Linked DNA regions of Homo sapiens: all the other regions are linked to region 2. Evidence: chromatin contacts called from ENCODE Hi-C or POLR2A ChIA-PET data. All regions are on one chromosome and are shown on one strand. The core of a region is the stretch at or near the end of the contact, and the rest is flanking DNA. Distances in the headings are between cores, read along the strand shown.

Evidence for each region. Hi-C counts contacts between places; a loop is a spot of excess contacts on that map. ChIA-PET counts read pairs that join two places held with the same protein, here RNA polymerase II (POLR2A). Pooled maps may share reads with other maps.
Region 1: a map of left colon shows a loop between it and region 2 (4-fold over the local background). The contact joins two enhancer-like sites. A Hi-C loop is called at or near these places in 2 of 168 maps with a recorded cell type or tissue (left colon and sigmoid colon) and 2 of 50 pooled maps.
Region 3: a map of sigmoid colon shows a loop between it and region 2 (4-fold over the local background). The contact joins two enhancer-like sites. A Hi-C loop is called at or near these places in 2 of 168 maps with a recorded cell type or tissue (gastrocnemius medialis and sigmoid colon) and 3 of 50 pooled maps. POLR2A ChIA-PET finds 5 or more read pairs at or near these places in 1 of 52 experiments (activated T-cell).

The regions. Positions count from the first base shown.
Region 1 is chr9:81,818,767-81,821,486 of GRCh38, reverse strand. No RefSeq gene overlaps it. Among named protein-coding and RNA genes, the nearest start is that of SPATA31D4, 110 kb to the left of the region's middle. RefSeq lists an enhancer at 899-1,488. Within about 2 kb of position 1,380, at least 3 of the 41 ENCODE cell types and tissues checked have a DNase peak (open chromatin) inside an H3K27ac peak, as active enhancers do.
Region 2 is chr9:81,612,303-81,615,084 of GRCh38, reverse strand. TLE1 (TLE family member 1, transcriptional corepressor) reads left to right here. Exons shown (of 20, transcript NM_005077.5): 12 at 1,564-1,708. Among named protein-coding and RNA genes, the nearest start is that of TLE1, 76 kb to the left of the region's middle. Within about 2 kb of position 1,449, at least 17 of the 41 ENCODE cell types and tissues checked have a DNase peak (open chromatin) inside an H3K27ac peak, as active enhancers do; they include sigmoid colon, where a contact is called at or near this core.
Region 3 is chr9:81,392,441-81,395,427 of GRCh38, reverse strand. No RefSeq gene overlaps it. Among named protein-coding and RNA genes, the nearest start is that of TLE1, 300 kb to the left of the region's middle. RefSeq lists an enhancer at 1-827. Within about 2 kb of position 1,332, at least 6 of the 41 ENCODE cell types and tissues checked have a DNase peak (open chromatin) inside an H3K27ac peak, as active enhancers do; they include sigmoid colon, where a contact is called at or near this core.

The DNA of each region.
Region 1 (2,720 bases), core at 131-2,630, 210 kb before region 2:
GGCAAAACCCTGTCTCTACTAAAAACACAAACATTAGCTGGGCATGGTGGTGCGTGCCTGTAATCCCAGCTACTAGGGGGGCCGAGGCAGGAGGATCGCTCAAACCTGGGAGGCGGAGGTTGCAGTGAGCCAAGATTGTGCCACTATACTCCAGCCAGGGCAACAGAGCAAGACTCTGTCTTAGAAAAAAAAAAATCACTCAATTACAAAAAGCCGTTCTTGAAATATTTTTACCCCCTATATATATTCCTATCTCTACATTGCAAAAGCAGAACTTATTTAATATCTTCCTCCCCACCAGAAAAAAATGCACCATGTCCCTCTAGTCTAAATATAAAATGCATAATATATAAAGTTGATCTTCTACTTTTCCAAGGCAGAAATTTCAATGCAATGGCTTACCCTTCTGCCAAAACAGTGCTGGGAGTCTATGAGAAACTGGGAGAGGAAATAGGCTTTAGAAAGCAGCCAGATTATTAGTGCCATGGGGGAAATATCACTCTAGCAGTAATCTAAAATAAAACATCTTTTCGTTGCTCTATTTAATACCTACTGTACATCAGAATTACCTATGAAAACATGTTTCATAACAGAGAAACAGCCGTCTCTCCCCATCTCTGTCACTGCACTCTCCATTACCATGGCAGTTCTGCGATTTCTCACTACATCAGCAGAGTAATGAAGTGCCCTCATACTGCACATCTGGGGGCAGAGAGAATTTTACGACTCAGGTTTAGGCCAGATTACTATGACTATGGTAGAATCTTTTTCCATATCCTCAGGGTCCAGGGTACGTGCAAATTCCCTCAGATACAGCTGGATGCCTTCTAATTGCTTTCTTAAGTAAAAAAAATTTACGTATATATCCTTCTCCACCCACATCCATTCATTAGTATTTATCTAGATTTTGCCACCACTGTCCATGAGTCCAAAATTTTGAAACTCCACCCCCGCCTCCAGAAAAAATGTCTACTCCAATTTTGTGATCTGCTCATTAGGGAATGGAATGCTAGTATAAATAGTGTTGTTCGTTCCTCTTTGGAAATGTCTTTTGCCTTACTTTTTTTTCTCCTGATAAACTATGTCATAACAGAAAAATCCCTATGAAGTTCTCCAAAGAACTTTGTGCTGTTTCCAGACCCTGGGACTATAATTATGCCATGTGTAATTAAAACAGAAAGAGCATCCCCTGCCAACTGTGAATGCCCCTGTTTACATCACAAAGAGATAGCAAAATGTACTCAGGAAGGTTCCAGCCAAAGTAATTGAGAGGGCTGCCTGAACCCGCTCTGCTTTCTAAATACTGTCCCTGGGTTAAGAACAGCGAGAGGCAGAAGAAATGAGAGGAGTGGAGGGGACCCGGGCCAGAGGCCTGTTGACTTTCTCTGCCTGGGCATGATGTCATTGAGTTCAGTGACTTGGGGGGCTGGTGTGGACTGGTCTTGTTGCACGTTTAATCCAGTTGCTTCTGCTAGGGAGCTTCATTCCACTGCGTGGTGGCCTTCAGAGGTCCTGAAGTCCTGCACTCAGATGCAAAAGTTCAGAGCATTAGGCCAGGGGGTAAACACATTCTTGACCTCGAGCAGTACAAAGAAGATTCTTCTGCCTGCAGCTCAGTAGGGTCACAGGTTGTCTTTCTCTGCTGCTTTCCTCCTAGGCTGCTGCAACTGGAACATTAAAAAGAGAGACAGAGACAAAGAGACAGGGACAGAGAGGAAAGAAAGGGCAGTGAGGAAAAGAAAGAAAGAAAGAAAAAGAAAAAAACAAAGCCACAAGTTGAAAAAAAATTCCCTATAAAATAAAAGTGCATTATGTTTTTGTATATTTTCAAAATGTAGCCAAACTAAACCATTAAATGAGGATTTTGTTTCACAAAGTCTGCAAACTATTCAACCACTAACCCACTATACCAAGAATGTGGTGCCAACCAAAATATGTCAAGATTAGTAGTACTCAATAAAATCTCAAAACCAAATGACATGCAAGCTGTATTTCGTGATTAGAGCGCTTCCTTATGTCAAGGAACATACATATTAACTTGTTTAAACACAGCACTGGGCTGTCACTCTGTTTGTCATAAGCAGAGGAAAGAGAATCTCGTGCTTACCAAACCCATCCAGATGATACTTCACACTTTCTATCTTCCTGGCAGACAGCATGGACACCATCCAATTAATCCTTACAGCTTCTCAGAGAAGAAGAGTTGAAGGCGAGAGAGACCACTTCCCACTTTGCAAAGCTGTACCCGACAAGCAGGGTTTGCAAATGGCTCACATGCAACAACAGAGCCGGGCTGAGAATCGAAAATGCTCATTTTTTTTTCTAGTAAGGCAGCAAGTCACCAAAATTGCAAAATGCAAACACCTTGTGTCTTTCTAGTAAGGTGAATCCTTTTTATTTTTAATCCCCAGAACTAACATTTGCATAGCGCTTCAATGACTGCAAAGGGCTCTTGGTGAATCCTCACCACTATCCTGGTCATTTATACATGATTATCCCCATTTTGTAAAAGAGAAGCCCAAGTGGTAGAAGAAGTGACCTGCTCAAGGAGCCTTATCAGAAACGAGTCAAACCAGAGCAGGATGCCTCTGTCTCAGGCCTCTGAACCAAATGGGAACTACACAAAACAACGCTGCTCCTCCCAACGCGTTGTCTCTTTTTGCACCAAAATGCCTGAGTTTGAGCAGGAATCTAAAAATGGAGAAGGGTAATTATCTCAT
Region 2 (2,782 bases), core at 200-2,699:
TTTGAGATGGAGTCTCACTCTGTCACCCAGGCTGGAGTGCAGTGGTGCAATCTTGGCTTATTACAGGGTTTCATGTTGGCCATGCTGGTCTTGAACTCCTGACCTCAGGCAATCTGCCTGCCTTGGCCTCCCAAAGTGCTGGGATTACAGGTGTGAGCCACCGCACCTGGCCTCAAACTTCCGAGATTCTTAAGTCTTCATTTTCTTAGGCTGGTCATTTACCTGGTAGACTGATCCTTAATATCGGGGCATGTCATAGAGCATGCCCCGATATTATGGAGCTCGTCAGATCAGTGATGCACAAAGGAGGCCCCAGGGGAAGCCAGGAACTGGTGCATCAGAACCCACTCATGTGGTCACTCATTCAATCAAACTTTGTAGACTGCATCATCTTTTAACAATAACATTTCATAACAACCCTTCAGTTAATCCTTACCTGGTCCCGGTAGGCATTATCCCATTTTACCGGTTGGGAGGGATGAATAACTTAACAAGGCTACACAGCCGTGGCTCATGATCCAAGGTCAGAAAGAGCTCTCTTTAGCCCGTGCTCTTTGCCACGCTGTAGTGGTTCTTGGACTGTGTTGTAAAGCACATGAAAGGTTGAAAGGCCAGAGAAGGTGCCCTGTAACCCTGTTACTGTCTGGTCTCCGAAAGGCCCCTTGCTGGTGTTCAGTCTCTGATCTGCACTGGTGGGTCCACTTTGGTTATGTAGGCAAGTGGGCAGTGACTCTTAACTCCAAAGTGTTGTTCTTTTTAGGCATATTGGTAAGGTTAGCCCTGGGGCTTTTGTCTCTGAGATACTGGCCCCACTCTCTCTCACCATTTGTCTCAATCCCAGGGCTACCTAAAAAGGAGACTTGAAAAGGGGTCTTCTGGCCTGGCGCGGTGGCTCAGGCCTGTAATCCCAGCACTTTGGGAGGCCAAGGCGGGTGGATCACGAGGTCAGGAGATCGAGACCATCCTGGCTAACATGGTGAAACCCCGTCTCCACTAAAAATACAAAAAAATTAGCTGGGCATGGTGGCGGGCACCTGTAGTCCCAGCTACTCAGGAGGCAGAGGCAGGAGAATGGCGTGAACCCGGGAGGCGGAGCTTGTAGTAGGCCGAGATTGCGCCACTGCACTCCAGCTTGGGTGACAGAGTGAGACTCCATCTCAAAAAAAAAAAAAAAAAAAGAAAAGAAAAGGGGTCTTCCTTGGACTTGGCGGCCAGGACATGTGTTTCTGAGTGCCTGGGAAATATTCTCTGGGTGGTCATCTTTCTAACTTGGCGTAGACCCAAAGTCCACAAGGCTGATGGAAAATACTTTTAAAATAAAATCTGCGGAGGAAGAAGTGTGATCATGTTCTGTGTCTCTAGCTCGAGTTTTAATTCTGGCAGGAAGAGGAAAGGTCAACATTTCTCGCTCACAAGTTAATGCTGTCAACATTGTGTGGATTTATGAAAATTGGCTGAGGGAGTAGCTAGAAGGTGCCCAGTGTCCCAGCTGCTGTTGTGATAAATTGTGTAATATGGCTTGGATTAAAAATAATACTCATTTAATTTGTTTAATGACACCAGCATGAAAAAGCCAGCACGCCTGTTCTGAAATCCAGCACACCAACGCCTCGGAGCGACATGCCAACGCCGGGCACCAGCGCCACTCCAGGCCTCCGTCCAGGTCTCGGCAAGCCTCCAGCCATAGACCCCCTCGTTAACCAAGCGGGTACAGCATCGCCTCTTGTTGTGCTTTGTTTGGTTTCTCCCATTCCCAGCTTGATTTGTTGTCTGTTAATGTTGTGACGCAATTGCCCTACAAATATGAAATGTACGTAGGGCCACCCTCCTTCCTATCTCTGAAAAAGCCATGATAAGAAACAGATGTTTGTCCTGGGGTTTCAGCAGCTGCACTCTGTTCAGTCTCCAACTGTTTACATTCAGCTTTTCTTTTTTTCTTGAGACGAAGTCTCGCTCTTGTCCCCCCAGGCTGGAATGCAATGGCGTGATCTCAGCTCACTGCAACCTCTGCCTCCTGGGCTTTGAGACGAAAGTCTTGCTCTTGTCCCCCCCAGGCTGGAATGCAATGGCGGGATCTCAGCTCACTGCAACCTCTGCCTCCTGGGTTCAAGCGATTCTCTTGCCTGAGCCTCCTAAAGAGCTGGGATTACAGGCGCCTGCCACCACGCCTGGCTAATTTTTGTATTTTTAGTAGAGACGGGGTTTCACCATGTTGGCCAGGCTGGTCTCAAACTCCTGACCTCAGGTGATCTGCCCATCTCGGCCTCCCAAAGTGCTGGGATTACAGGCGTGAGCTACCTTGCCCAGCCTTCTTTTAGTTTTAAATAATTCAAATCCTAGGGACTTCAGTAAAGTTTCTGATAATTATTTTGAACACAAGCCTCCCCACCTAACTAGCATTGTGCGTCTGACTTTGCTAATACTGGCTGAAACAGCGGTTTGGCTGGCCCAACCGTGCTCCTTGCAGACTATAGTTTGCTGGTTTTCTGCTAGGGGAGGCTTCAGGAATCAGTGGTCTCTCCTGCAGTAGAAATTAGGAGGGTTTCTCTGCGACTCCAGCCCTTAAAAAACTCATAATTTGCAACCTGATATTCCCCAGTGGGAAAGGAAAAAAGCAACAACCTGGGCCCAAAGGAAAATAGGCAACAGAATATTCCTCCTAAACCCGTGCTTTGGTTTACGTAAATCCAGGATTGGATTTTCATTTGGAATTGGTACCAGGGAATGGAAAGTTCGGACTGAAAGAGAAATCTTGGATTTTATCGAGAAAATCTTCTTTTGA
Region 3 (2,987 bases), core at 83-2,582, 220 kb after region 2:
AAGGGACTCACAGCCCCAGCAACTGATAGGCGCAATGAAACAGGCAGACAAGGACAAGGAGTATTATCATCTGCATTCAACAGCACTACATAGACTTTACCACTGCTAAATCACTGCCTTTGGTAAATAGCCCAGATAACTCATTTTAATAGAAGAATTCTTCTCTTCTTTATGTGTATTAAACAACAGACTCTTATGAGCGGTGGCAGTGTATTGATTCCTGGGAAAGGCCGTGTGAATACCAATTCTGTAATTTATGCTGTTTTGTGGCTCTGGCTGTATTTGTTATGCATAGTGTATTAAACATTCAATAGCTCAATTTAATCTTTGCAGCCAAATTGCACAGCACATCATGCCAGATAGTGGTTGTTTCATATACACAGCCCATCTGCTTCCTGTTCTATAATTCATTCAGCAGGCAAAGTTTCTGGCAGCCTCAGGCTACCAAAATATATATATATATCCTTAGGGTACAAGAGTGCTTGGCACTCAATTAGTTTTCCTGGTTTCTAGTGCTGTGTGTGTGTGAGCAGGGGTATGTGTTTCCACTTTTATGTGAATTAAAGATGGGAATAGTTTGCTAATTTCTGTGTCCTCATCTGGACAACTTTTCATAAACTTCTGGGGTTTCACAAAACCAAAAGATAAAGTTAGGAGTGAAACAAAAATGATCCTCTCCCTGGGGAAATTATCCACAGCAATAAAATGTGTTCTCTCAACCATCCCTATCTAAATAGATTGATTTATATCTTGTGGGGGGGAAAATAAATAAAACAACCCAAAAAGTACTATAAACTCTTGGCTCCTTTCTCTGGATGAGCCACTTGGGATTCGTGCTCTTATGGCGAATGTTTATTTTCCCTCCAATCCCCTCCTTTCTTGGAGTCCTGCCTCTGTCTCTTAATGTCGGTGGTAACTTTGTTCTTTCCTCATCTCCACTTTCTATTTGCTTTTAAAGTCAGTGTCTAAATGTTGCCCAGTGGAAAACTACATTTGTAGTTTATTGAAGTCTTTCTGCAACTCGCAGTACAAATGCCTGATTTTCAGAGCATTTTATGGCCTTTATACCACACTCAAGGGACATGGACCACCCTGGGATTTTGGGTGATCATTTTATACCTTTTTGGGAAAAGTGACCAAAGAACCCATCTTATGGACTGGAATTATAGCCTCTCAGAGCAGAAGTAAGTCATCCATTCCAGTGACCTCATTTTACAGGTAGTAACAGCCAACACTTGTGTAATGCTTTAGAGCAAAGTCAAACAGGAGGGTGCCAACAGGACTCAATGAGATTTCCCAAGTGACTGCAGCCTGCCTGGTGGGGATGGTGGAGAACTGGAGCACCCAAACCCATGTTGGAGGAGGCCAGCCAATGCCAAGCTACAGAATGTTGTCATGCAGAGTGTGGGCCCGGTGTTTCCAAATGTTTGGTTTTTCGAAAAAAAAAAAAAAAAAAAAAAGCTGGGAATCTAGATTTTTCTTTTTAAATGAGAAATCTGCTTCTTTTTTCAATGCTGGTATTAAGTGATATTATATAGTTTAAAGCACTGCATGGGCCAAACACAACATATCTGTGGGTCTGATAGAGCATCTGGGCCTCCAGTTTGTAAACTGCTTTGGAGTGTATGCCCCGCTATCCCATGCATTCTTGTTATATTTTCCTGGTAGGACACTGACCTTTAGGGAGGCTAGGGTCTTGCTCAAGTTTGCACTAGACATTAGGGGCAGAGCTAGGACCCGGATTTAATCTCGTGGCATAGCTTTCTGGGCTCCCTTCTCATGTTTTCCGTGTAACCATGGGATTCCCTGCAGTGCACGGAGATTCGTGGGCATTCTTATCCTAGTCATTGGGATCTTGTCTTTGTAGCACTTTATTTCTGCTTCTAATAACCCACTCTGCTATTACCATCGTTAGCATACATTATTTTGGTTTGATTCATGCCTTTCTCTAGGATTATGTTCCTTGGGTAAACTGTATGTTTTACAAGCATGGCCCATGATGCAAATAAAATATCAGCTTTATTTTGGCTTTCCACATCCTTTCTTTTTTTAAAATTTCAACTTTTATTTTGGATTCAGAGGGTACATGTGCAGGTTTGTTACAGGGGTATATTGAGTCATGCTGAGGTTTGGGGTATTGTTGATCCTGTCACCCAGGTACTAAGCATAGTACCCAACAGGTAGTTTTTCAGCCCTTGCCCCCTCCTTGTTTTTTTATGGCTGTGTAGTATTCCATGGTGTTGATTCCATGTCTTTGCTATTATGAATAGTGTTTCAGTGAACATACAAGTGCTTGTGTCTTTTTGGTAGAACGATTTATTTTCCTTTGGGTATATACCCAGTAATGGGATTGCTGAGTCGAATAATAGTTCTGTTTTCAGTTCTTTGTGTCTCCCACTGTTGTTGAAGCTTATTCACTGATGATCATCTCCTATTCTATCTCTTCTCTTCACCCCATGAAAACTACAGGAACCACAGACTTTTCCGTTCATTCTCCACTAATACACAGTTCCACAATTCCTTTGTTTTGCAAAAAGATCCTTGATTTAGTCATTTGAATGTTCAAAACTAAGGAATAATCAAAACTTCCAACCTTATTCAGTGTTTGTGGAATGATAGAATTCTAAGAATGACCACCAGTGAACTTCACTTTTGTATAACTGCCTTTCCTTTGACTGAGGGTGAAATCTGTGAATATGATAAACTATCCCTCTTGTGATTAGGTTACTTTAAATGGCAAAAGGGAGATTATTCAGATGGGCCAATCTAATCACATGAGCCCTTTAAAAGCAGAGCGTTTTCTCTGGTTGGTAGCAGAAGAAGTCAGAGAGATTGTAAGCCTGGGAAGGATTTGATGAGCTATCGTTGGCTTTGAAGATGGATGGGGCCATGTGCAAGGACCCGAGAGCCATAAAGAACTGAAAGTAGTGACTGGCCAACAGCCAGCAAATGGAGAGCTCAGACCTAGAGCCACAGGGAATTGAATT